Linked DNA regions of Mus musculus: region 1 is linked to region 2. Evidence: chromatin loops called from intact Hi-C (ENCODE). Cell type or tissue: left cerebral cortex. All regions are shown on one strand. Each heading gives the region's core, and the rest is flanking DNA. Links, peaks and the distances in the headings are about the cores only.

Region 1 (5,678 bases), core at 399-5,398, 270 kb after region 2:
TCTGAAAAAAAAAAAATTTTTTTTTCTTGAAAATAGGAAACACATAGAATTTTTTTTTCAATTAGGAAAAGAATATACTCAGCACCAGTTTATGAGTATTCTATATCTACGTCTTTCTCTGTGGTGGTGACCAGCTCGCGGGAGAAAGGTAGAAATCCACTTAAACAGCTCCTGAAAGGTTGACCAGGGTCCTAGGACTTCCTGTCCTAAATTCTTGCCAGATGTGCCCTACTGGGCAAGCTCCTTGGCCTTCAACAAAACAGGAATCTAGCAACTCGAACTTGCTAGAAACCTGGCTTCAGGATGCAGACTTCAGAATGTTCTTTTCCTGACGCCAGCTTCAGGCTCTGTGTCCAAGGGTGACCCCTGTTGGTGGCATTGCAATTTGCTCCTTTCCCCTGCTTGAGCGGTTCAGTCTCTGGGGATATACCCGAGGTTCACTGTTTTGCTTGTTTAGTAGAACTCTCAAGGTCTAGAGCCAACCCATGCAGCCTTATCCTGCTTCTTGTTTCTGATGGTTTTCTCAGTACCTTAGAGGAGAAGTCAGGGAAATCCCAGGAAGTCGGATTTGGAGAACAGAGCTACAGGTGTGGACAGCCCTTCAAACTGTGCACAGGTGTGTATGGATGGTGGTAGCGTTGGTGGTCAATAGGTGAAGTGAGGTGACCTTTGTTTTAAGGGATGGATGTGAAATATGGCTGCCTTGTCAGATTCAGGCAGTTGGTGGAGCAGGGCAAGACAAGATATGACATCCTACAGGATGAGGTCTAAGGGCTGAATATTCCAGGAAGGTGGTAGGAACTCAGTGCAGGTCTTAGAGGCTGGTGTGACGCCGTACACCCCCAGCCAAGAGCACCACTGGTCCCTCTGGGGATCCTGGCAAGAACTTGAAAGCTATCAGTTCATTTTGCAACTAGCCCCCATCTCTGCATTTATAAGTCTTGGATTTAGAGAAGTGTAGATAGGAAATCCATCAGGTTCACATTGCTGGTAATCCACACCAAAAGAATTACCCATCATACACTGCGGGTTACAAAGGCCTGGGTAGAAATGCTGAGTGGACGTGGCTGGAGAATCTGGTTTTAGACATGTGGAGCCTGTCTGTAATTCATCAGCTTCTTCCACCCCAGGCATGAGCCGATGATAAAAGAAAACTGGATGCCAGAGGAATGAGCTGGACACTCTGCATCTTGGAGAAAGCATGACAAAGCACTTCCCAGAGCCCATCCCTTAAGCAGGAGATTACTCCTCATCCCTGAGATGCCTGTGAAGATGAGCTCCTCCCTTGCTTTGCAGCCTCTGGTCTGTGCTCCACTGGTGGGAGAAGGAGCCCCAGTGAGGCTGGTCCAAGCACAATGCCCAGTCACCTGCTCCTCCTTGTTTGTGGGCCTGGGGAATGGGTTCCTTAAGAAAGGGATTCAGCAAGTATGTGTACTGCAAGGACTGGATAGGCACTTTATAAGGAGGTAGGTCTCAGTTTTATTCTGCTAGAAAGGGAGAGCAAAGAAAGGAAGCTTGCTACCAGACCCCGTTGATGGTATGCTTGGAGTTCAAAGGCAAACTGAGACTCTTGATCTTTGGTTCCAGCTTTCTAGAGAAGATCTGGGGTGGAGTGCTGTGCTTCCCTGGTTCCAACACATGGCCCAAAGGCTGCTGCCCAGAGGACCTAGACAGGGGCTTCCAAAGTCTCTGCCATAGACTGGCCCTAAAGCCTGCACTGAGATTCCTAAAGCTGGTGGGCACTGCCTAGAATGAAGACCCTCTCGCACAGCAGTGAGCATAGGACATTGGCAGGCAGGAAGAAATGTGTACTTGAGAACTCTCATTAACCAGAGGAGGGAGCTGAGCAATAAGTCTCAAAGAGGGACAGCATATAGAATTGCAACCAAAGCTGTCATCTTAGAATTAAAATGAAATGGAAAAAAAAATCCCCAGCACCTTTCACCCTTTTTGCCAGGGTCAGAGTGGATAGGTAGCTGGTGCTCAGGGCACCCAGTGTTGAGGAGATGCTAGATGCTCTGGGTGGGCTTACTTATTCCTATGGCAGAGGATAACTCACTGGTGGCACTGTCTTGTTTTGATCCTTGAGAACATTGTCCTGTCCAGGCACAGACTACATGCAGGATAGCAAACACTTACTATGACTTAGTACCCACAAAATCTCACTGAAATCCTCTCTCCAGGCTCATGGGAGCCCAATGGTGAAGTCCCTTGTTTATGGTCAAGTAACTGGCATGTGCAGAAAACTGACACATGTGAAGAAGTAACTCTACTATCCGTGTGTGTGTGTGTGTGTATGTGTGTGTCCCCTAAGACAGAGGTCAAGCTGCTTGGAGTGTTATTTGTTTTTGAGACCGGGTATCTCTATTTTACCCGGACTGGCCAGCAAGCCCCAACAAGCCACCTGTCTCCACCTCCCCAGCTCTGGAATTACAAATTAGGGCTATTGCCCACCCAAGGCATTTTTATGAGGATTCTGGGAACTGAACTCTGTTTTTTCAAACCTGTAAACATCTTAGCGGTCATCTCCCTAGCTTTCAAAACAAGATCTTCTCTAAGAGACCTCTAGACCTAGGCGATCCTGGATTCTGTTGCTATGTTGGCTTACAAAAAGTGTTACGGGTTTGAAATCTAACAGCCTGAACGTAGAGTGGTGGCGACTCTGTCAAAATCTCTTTTTTCTGGCTGACTGTCCCTTGGGGAGGCCACTGGATACAAGCTGCGCTTCCATCACTAAGCCCTCGGAGGTCCGCAGCTTTCGTCCTAGGCTCCAGCGCCCTCACCTGGTGGCCACGGCTTGTCCCGGCGGCGGCTCTCGGGCTCAGGTCTGCGGCTCCCGGAGCGGCCGCCAGAGCCCGCCCGGGTCCAGCCCCGCAGGCCGCCCACCGCGGTGAGTGGGAGGACGCTGCCCAGAGACAGGGGTGGGACAGGGGGGACGGGATGAGTGCGGGCGCCGGGGGCTCTGGTGGGGAGGAGTCAGGCCCGGAAGGCGACTATAAAAAGCGTCGGCTCGGGCTGGCAGCTCCGAGCTAGCTACTAAGCCAGTGAGCGCGCGGAGTCGAGCGAGGAGCGCCTTCTGCGCTGAGTGGCAGTGGTCTGGTGCTGCTGGAGCACTGTGCCGAGTGAGGTCGGAATCTGCACCCCACTTTCCGCCAGCTCCCGTCCCACTTGCTTACGCTCAGGAGCTCAACGCGTGGGATCAGATACTAGACTACGGGATGCTGCACTCCAGATCCCCGAGGCGTGGCAGGGTCTCGGTCATCAACCTGAGGTAAGAGGACCGGAGCTAGGGCGCGAGGGCTGCTTGGGTTAAGCTATGGGGAGGAGAGGAGAGACCGGATCCCACATTCTCCCCTCTGTTAGGTAGAACGTTGCCCTCCATCAGTCTGATTGTCCAGCCTATTATTCTATGCTGTCTACCACTGTCTGTCTGTCTGTCTGTCTGTCTGTCTGCCTGCCTGCCTATCCATGAATATATTGGTGGGCACACGCCTCCGCCACGGTCCTTCGTCTCTGAAATCTTTACAAATGTCAGGTGTTGGGGACACCATCGTCCAGGAATGTATTCGACGGGAGGTGGATTTCTGTTTTGCTTAGTTTGTGCCCCTGTGAATGGCACCAGATGTTCACACAAACAACAGTGTCTAATCGAAGAGAGATGGCCCCTAGGCAGGTCTCGCAAGGAGCCCGGTGCAGGGAACGCGCTTACCGTGTGGCTAATGGTGAGCTTCGCAAGACTGTACCTTGTCGCTACCACGTAGGCAAGGTCTCCTGGGTTCCCTAACCTGCCTCTGCCCTCCCAGTGATACGCTGGCACCGGGCTGGAGGAGATGATCTGATGTTAGACGACCTCGGTGGCCTCTGCTGTTATTTAAACAAACACTAAGCCTGGCAGCGCTGCAGGGACATTTGGTGGCCCCTGGCAACAGACAGCATCTGCAAGAAGGGTCTCGCTAGATTGACAGAAAAACCAAGGTCTCCATAAGGCACAAGACTGAGTTGTCCACGGTTCTCAAGCTCTCCGCTCTGGTTCGGTGACATCTCGGAATGAACCCCAGAGAATCCTTGTGCTCTTGACCGAGCGTTGTGCCGGTGTTCCCCAAGACTGGACACTCTACCCGCCCCAGGTCTGAGGTTCTCAGTCCTGCTCCGAGCAGCCAACTCTGCCCACAGGTAAGACCTTCTCTTTAAAACCAAGCTTTTGATGTGAGAGCCACGGCTTGGCTGAAGCCTGTCCAGGAGACCGTGAGCCAGGGAGTCATTTCCATCTCCGCGGTCTGGAGAGGGACCCTAAGGCGCGCCCGCGGGCGGGGAATAGGCTGCTCCGCGTGCCCAGGCTCGGCGCCACCATGGACAGCTCCCAGCTACTTCCGCCACTCGGGGCCTGTGGCCCTGAGTCTGGTGTGTTCAGGCACCTCCCTCACTGATTAAGGTGTTCAGACACTAGGAAGGTAGAGAGGGACTAACAGTCTTGGGGACCTAGGCATTTTTTTCTGGAGGCACTAACCACTCAGGAGGGAGCCTACTTTGCCGGAGGCTGTGGTTTTCTACCAGGTCCCAGCAGAGCTTGCATCTTTTTCTGTGTAGCCCCTTGATGTCACTAGGGGCTTCCTTTATTCTTATGTGACAACATGGAGATCCCTCAGAGGTGAGACAGGTGTGAAACTTTTGTTCTATGACCCAGACAATGAGGTAAAAGTATATATAATTAGATACAGAACTAAACTGCTTTCAGTGCACGGTGTAAGGTCAGTTTTGTAAAATTAAACAATGTAATAATATGATAATGAATCAATACTTTAGTTTCACAGTTTATGAGAGAATGGAGAAAAAAAACACATTTAAAAAATTACGAAGGAAGTGTCTGAGTGGGTGTATAAAGCAGCCATGCTCTTTCTGATCCTAACAGTGTCCTCTAAAGCTGGACTCTTGAGGAAGCTTCCAAAGGCTCCACATAGCCGTAGCTGATGGATGGTTCAAACTGACTATCTGGGAACAGAGTAGGGATTATGTCCTTCTTTTATTAAGAAATGATACGGGATGGGATCTTTTGTCAGTACTACCTACACTCAAATACAGAAATGTGTGTCTCTTTATTTTAAAAACTGCAAGAAATCAGGTCTTTCCTGCTTGTGACTGAAGCATACATATAATAAATAGTTACAAAAAGAGAAAGGAAAGGAGAGAGGGAAAGAAAGAGAGAAACAGAGAGATCTGTGACTTCAGGAAAGTCAACTTTTTTTCCTCCCCTGTAACTGGGGGCAAGCGGAATCGCTCGGTAAGTGGCTGAAATTACCAGTATAAGGCAAAGCATTTAAGTCCAGTGCTGAGCACAGAGAACTCTGCTAGAATGATCCAGATTACAGGTGCATTTCCAAGTGCTGCGCATTTTTCTGAAATGCTTACCCGCCCCCTGTCCCCTTTCTTAGCCCAGTAACTGGTTGGGATTGGTTCTACCACCTTGTTATTTTCACATTGGTGAAAGTGCTGAAGGAAGAGAAGTGGAAGGATTTTTACGAAAGACAAATCAGTTCACTGTTTCCCTACCTGCACGACTTGGAGCAAATACTGTTTTTAAAAAGAAATAAGTCAGCCGGGCGTGGTGGCGCAAGCCTTTAATCCCAGCACTCGGGAGGCAGAGGCAGGCGGATTTCTGAGTTCGAGGCCAGCCTGGTCTA
Region 2 (5,678 bases), core at 288-5,287:
AGGTGGGACTGAGGCTCTCTGGAGGCAGGCCAATGAATTGGACCTTCAGCAGGAAGCCTTTGTTATCTTTCTTGGAGTCTTATGCTGCTTGCCCTGTCCTACTGTCAGATGGTGGGAATCAGACACCATGACTTAAAAAGATTCATCCAGGGTCTAAGAAGGGAACCACTTCTTTTGCAGACCTGTTTCCATAGTAAGTCTTGGTGCTTTCTTACATCTGGCAGGGTTTTTTTTTTTTGTTTCTGTTTGTTTGTTTGTTTTGTTTTTTGTTTTTATATCTTCTCATGAAATCCCAGTATTGGCATCAAAAGGCTGATAGCTCCATCAGGGCCTTGTACTATGGCTGGCATTGACTGTTGTTTGCTGTCACTGTCACCAGCATGGTGTCTCCAACTGTTCCTTCTGTTAAGATTGTGAGGCATGCTTGAAGAGACTCAGAGGGATGTGGAAGAAGATAGAGTATGAGGGAGAAAAGCCAGCACTGGCGTGCCCTGGCCCGTTCCTTTCCAGGTCTCCCTCTCTCACCTGCTAGTGAAGTGTTCCAAGGGCTCAGACAGTCACCCATTCCTCTCCAGTGCTTCACAGCCTCATAGAACTGGCCACACTGACCTCTTGAGGACTTTGGATCCTTCTGGACATGTGCCGGACCTAGTGCTGTGAGTCCTTCCTGGCTGGGCTTTCTTCCCACTTCACTGTCAGGACTTCACAGTGAGCCTCTCAGCAGGGTGCTGCTCTCCTCCTGGCTGCCTGGACACAGGGTGAAGGTTCAGAAGTTTTAGATTCTTTGCAAAGTAGCTCCACATGTGTGGGAGAAATGAGCTGAAGCAAGTCACCTGACATACATTCTTGTTGTGACCTCCCTAAGCTCAGCAAGAGAGGGAGACTCCCACCCAGCAAAGGGGCAAAAGCAGCTTTTAACCTCACTGAGGAAGTGGCCATGAGTTAAGGGAGACGATGAAGCTAGCCATCAGAGTGGAGGGTGGAGGCTGCATACAGCGATGGGCAGGAATGTATCAGTTCCTGCCACTGCCTTGTATCCAGGGCTGAGCTTCTAAACCACTATCACTAAGGGAAAATCCCAGCCCTTGGTAGACAGAGTCAGGAGACTCTGGAGTTCAAGACCAGCCTGGGCTAAATAGTGTGACCCTGTTTTAGAAATTAAAGAACAAGAGAAATAAAGAGGTGTGAGGGAAAGAAAGAGAGGAAGGGCAGGGATGACTCTGTAAGTGGGTCTTCCTGGAGTGGGAATATTTTCAGACATGTTGCCACTGCTCTGTTCTGGGGACCTGTGGCCAGGATCAGGACTGCTCCTGCGTAGCCAGTGCTGGGCAACTGTACTAGAATGACCTTTCTCTTTGCTTGAGAAGCGAATGCTCTGTGCAAACTCTTATGTGATGCTGCACTGTTATTCTTAAACAGCACCGCTAGGGAGACTCCTCACTTCTTTCTCACTTAAATTATGCTGCGAAATGCCTGTCCGAGCTTCTTGTTCAGACCGCCCAACAGGAAGTAGGGTCAACTATGTTTTCAGCTCACTGTCTGGAGACTCACTCGTTCACCGTGCTGAGGTTCGTTTTGTTTTTGTTTTTGATTTTTAGAGAGAATACAATAGGGCTTAAAGTCACATTTTGATTTATTTTATTATCCAGATGTTTCATAATAAGAGAGAAACATAAAAAACAAAGGATGATTTACTATGCTTCTCATCCCAGAAGTAATAAGCTCAGCTTATTGTAGTCATATTTAACATTGGACATGGTGGCAGGGACCTGAACGTAACACCAGGGCAAGTGTTTTGAAGTTTTTTTTTTCATGTGTGTGTGTGTTTTTTTTTAGCGGTCTGTGTGTGTGTGTGTGGCATTGCTGAGGGACTAGTGAAACTGAGTGGCTCTAAATACTCATATGGGGCTTCTGATTTATCTCCTAGACTGGACCCACTTTATTTGCCTTTCAAACTATTAACAGGATTGCTGTCTAAGTGTGAGTTGACGCTCACACAAGTGGCAGGGGTAGTTTCTCTCTATGCTGTATGTATGTGATTGCATACATACTCGTGGGTGGGAAGGTACTGTTTCTCTCCATTCTACATGTGTATGATTGTATACACACTTATAGGTGTTGGGTATAGCTTCTCTCCATGTTACACAGTATGATTGCACACGTTCTCAGGTAGGAGCCATAGTTTCTTGGTCTTTAATTTTTCATATACAAGTCATGACTCCAGGTTTCCAATGAACTCCAGTAGACTCAGGATCTAGACCACCCTTTTCTTTCACCTGATGCTGGCCTGATCCGAAGCTTGCCTAGCAGGGCTGGAACCCTTTACTACACCACTCAGTTCTTCCTATATCTATTCTGTAGGGTATTGAGTAAAGAAAACTCTGTCAAAATGAGGATGACAAACTATCCTGACTTGCTTGTGACTGTTTCAGCACCAAAGTCCTGGAGTCCAAGAAGACCTGCCCTTGGTCACTCCAAGCATCTCATTGATCTTTAGGCCTGGATTGAGGGCCAACTAGTCAGTTATGTTTTGTAGGAGTTTGCTTATTTATTATAATCCTATCAAAGGCCCTTGAGATGGCTCAGTGGTATGGGCACTTGCTGCCATGCCTAATGACCTAAGTTACATAACCATATCCACAGATAGAAGGAGAAAGCCTAATCTCTCACATGTCCTCTATCTCCACAGGCAAACGCAAGAGTGGAAGAGCTTGCTCTTTCTCGAGCGTGCTCTGCTCTCTCTCTCTCTCTCTCTCTCTCTCTCTCTCTCTCTCTCTCTCTCAATGTTACAGAAGCTGTGATATCAAATTGAACTGAATGGGATTTTAAAAATAACTGTGTATATTACACCTATTTACGGTTTTGATGAATCCAGGCACAAATCATTTGGAATTTTGAAAACGTAGGTAGTTTATGAAGGCAGAAAAGGTGATCTTTCCCTTTACAAGCACTAGGTGGCAGTGTGGCTCTGCAAAAATGCAACTGACCTCAGTTAAACATTTTTGGTGGTTATTTTCCACAGGCAATTTCCAGGAAGGTGAGATGATAGCTTAGTAATTATACAGGATATTAATGAGCTTTCTTTATTTAGAATTCCCACATTCAGCTCCATTTGTCCTGTAGACAGCTCTGGCCCAGGGCTGAACTTCCAAAGCCATGCTGTGGAGAGCGATACATGGTCATCTCGCGGGTGACATGCATGTGGTCTTCTGTCTTTTCCCTTCATCCTGTCCATCTCCGTTCCTCTTTGTACAGAGGAATTTCTTTCATCACAACTGCCATTTTTGTTGTGAGGACAGTTGGGTTTTGAGGACCAAGGATCTAAGTGGATGAGGGATCCCGTCAGGGAATTCTGGACATGTCAACTCAGGCTGCACTGCATATAATCCAGAGCAAAGACATGCAAAAGCTGTCCTCATTCCCTTCATTTTGCCGTATCTGATCCTAGTTCCTAGGTCCCTCGAGTTCTTGCTTAGCCACACATCTCACTGGGGCTCATCTTGAGGTATGTGGACAAGTATGCTCTTTATGTGTAACATGACTGCCTCCTGGTGGCCTGGGTGCCCCATGCATTTCCTGGGTCACTTATTCAATCCCTCAAAGACTAGGAAATGAAGTTCACCCTCCCTATGAGGGACCAGAAGGTGTGGCCTCTGTAACTGTGGTCTTCTGGCACATACTTCATTCTCTGCTTGTTTATTGTTTGAGCCGAATCTCACTGGGTATTCTCCATTCTCATAATAAACTGCTAAAACATGGAATTCCTCAGACCTCCAGTCAGGCAGCCAGCCTCTCTCCTGCTTGGATCATGAGACTATATCTCACCAAATCCTTCAGGCCTACTAAAAACAAGCAGGGTGATATAGGGTCTGCAGATGGATGCCACACTCAAGAGCCATGCTGACTGCTCATTTCCTACCGCAGAAACTCTGGGTGCACTTGATCATGGTTATGTTCCCCTCTGCCCTAACATCTTCCAACCTGTGTGTGCTGACATCAGAAGCACTTGGGCCTTTAAGAAGGATCATTTGGAGTGTTAGTTCAGTAAGAATTCACCAAAACATTGATATTAACAAGGGGAGGCCCAGCAGAGAAGAATCTCAAGAGTAATTCTGTGAGCTTCAACGAGCAGACAACCAGCTTCAGTGATTTTGGTATCAAAGGCCCATTTCCTCCTCAACAGCCTGTTTGATCCTGGGTGTAACAGGCTGGTTTTCTTGAAGGACCTTTGCCCTGAGGTTGGTAGAGACTCACCAAGTCACAAGCAGTATTCTCAGACAGCTTCACTGTCCCCTGATATTATGTCATCGCCCTTTGAACTTACTGTCTTCCAAATCCCTTGAGCAATATACCATAAAAGTAAGAAATTAAGTGCTGGTATAGAATACATGATGTGGATGGACCCACATACTCCAGGGATGATGGCAGACAAGAAACATTGATGCCTTCACACAACATGGCCTGAGTCATCCATTGGTGACCTGAGAAGCGTCAAAGGGGGACAAGTTGACACTTGAGTATTCCTATTTCTGACCAGAGAACTAATAGTGAGTGTACTGGAGACCTTTTGTTTGTAATTTTTTTCTCTTGAGACTCTGCGGATACTGTTTAGCATGGCCAAAGGTCGGAAGCATTGAGCAGCGATGTGATGGGGTGAAAATTGGAAGCATTGCATAGCGATGTGATGGGGTGAAGACTCCCCTGCGTTCACAGCTCATGTAACCAATTAGAGTCCTCTGAGAGTTATAACTAGTTCTTACCTGTGCCTTTGACTTTCCAGAATGGACTTCGATGACGAAGATGGTGAAGGTCCCAGTAAATTCTCAAGGTGAGTTTATTTTACCTTTCTTAAGCCAGTAGCCAGCAGTCACATGACTGTCATGAACAGGCACTTAGTGCCTTTTGTCACTGAGCAAGCCATTGCCTGATCTCTGGCCCTCTTGTGTACGTCTCATTTAATGCAAGTATTTGGCTTGGTGGCAAGCAACTTAGTAATCCTGAAGTGTCCCAAGCCTAGCCTTGTGGTACATGCTTGAAATCTCAGCACTTGCGAGTATGAGGCAGAAAGATGGCAAATTCAAGATAAACCTAAGGCATAGAGCAAGATTTTGTCTCAAAATAACCCATAGCAAATGTGAGTTCTTAATCCTGTTTGCTTTTAAGTTAAACAGTAACTACTAACTTTAATGGTCTCCCTTTAAAAAAAAATCTTAGGGTTCAAGTATAGAGAGAATTATCAACATGAATCCTGTTTGTTTGTTTTTTTAACTATGGAAAATAAGGAGAAATACAGGAAATATGGAGCCTGTCTGGGTTGGTGTCAAGATCCTGACAATCAAGCTATTAACAGCATCTTTGGCTGGCTCTATGGCACTGCTCTGGGTGTAGCCGACCTTTAAGGAAGGCTCCTGGGTCAACAGTGCTGGTGGTATAAGATAGAACCATGACTTCTGATTCTTCCAGTTTGTTCTGTTGGGGCATTTTGGGACACATGGATGTGTGCTGAAGGAAGGTATCATTCCTCCATTCTTACCATACTTTTCATCTGTACCACCTTCTTACAGCAGGGCTTGCCTTGATGCCCTCATTCCTGAGAACTCTTTCTTGGTTATTGTTAACCTTAGAAACTTGCTTCCGGTGATAGCTGCTTGCCTACTGCATTCATACTCCATTTGGAC

Evidence for each region. Hi-C counts contacts between places; a loop is a spot of excess contacts. Peaks named below come from ENCODE experiments on the same cell type or tissue, not always from the same donor. Only the 100,000 strongest peaks of a DNase experiment are listed, where the experiment ranks them.
Region 1: it touches region 2 in a loop (6-fold over the local background); 31 of 42 quality-filtered maps call a loop at or near these places.

What each region holds. Positions count from the first base shown.
Region 1 is chr7:84,083,851-84,089,528 of GRCm38, reverse strand. It overlaps Cemip (cell migration inducing protein, hyaluronan binding), which reads left to right and starts at 3,024. Exons shown (of 29, transcript NM_030728.4): 1 at 3,024-3,271. In left cerebral cortex, for the core only: a CTCF peak has its summit at 2,802 (motif pointing left); DNase peaks (open chromatin) are centred at 2,807, 3,043, 3,864 and 4,216; H3K4me3 peaks cover 2,927 bases; H3K27ac peaks cover 1,254 bases.
Region 2 is chr7:84,353,670-84,359,347 of GRCm38, reverse strand. It overlaps Arnt2 (aryl hydrocarbon receptor nuclear translocator 2), which reads left to right. Exons shown (of 19, transcript NM_007488.3): 3 at 4,781-4,828. Among named protein-coding and RNA genes, the nearest start is that of Gm30873, 20 kb to the right of the region's middle. In left cerebral cortex, for the core only: CTCF peaks have their summits at 1,414, 2,952 (motif pointing right), 3,554 (motif pointing left) and 4,908; DNase peaks (open chromatin) are centred at 730, 2,551, 2,981 and 3,549; H3K27ac peaks cover 1,468 bases.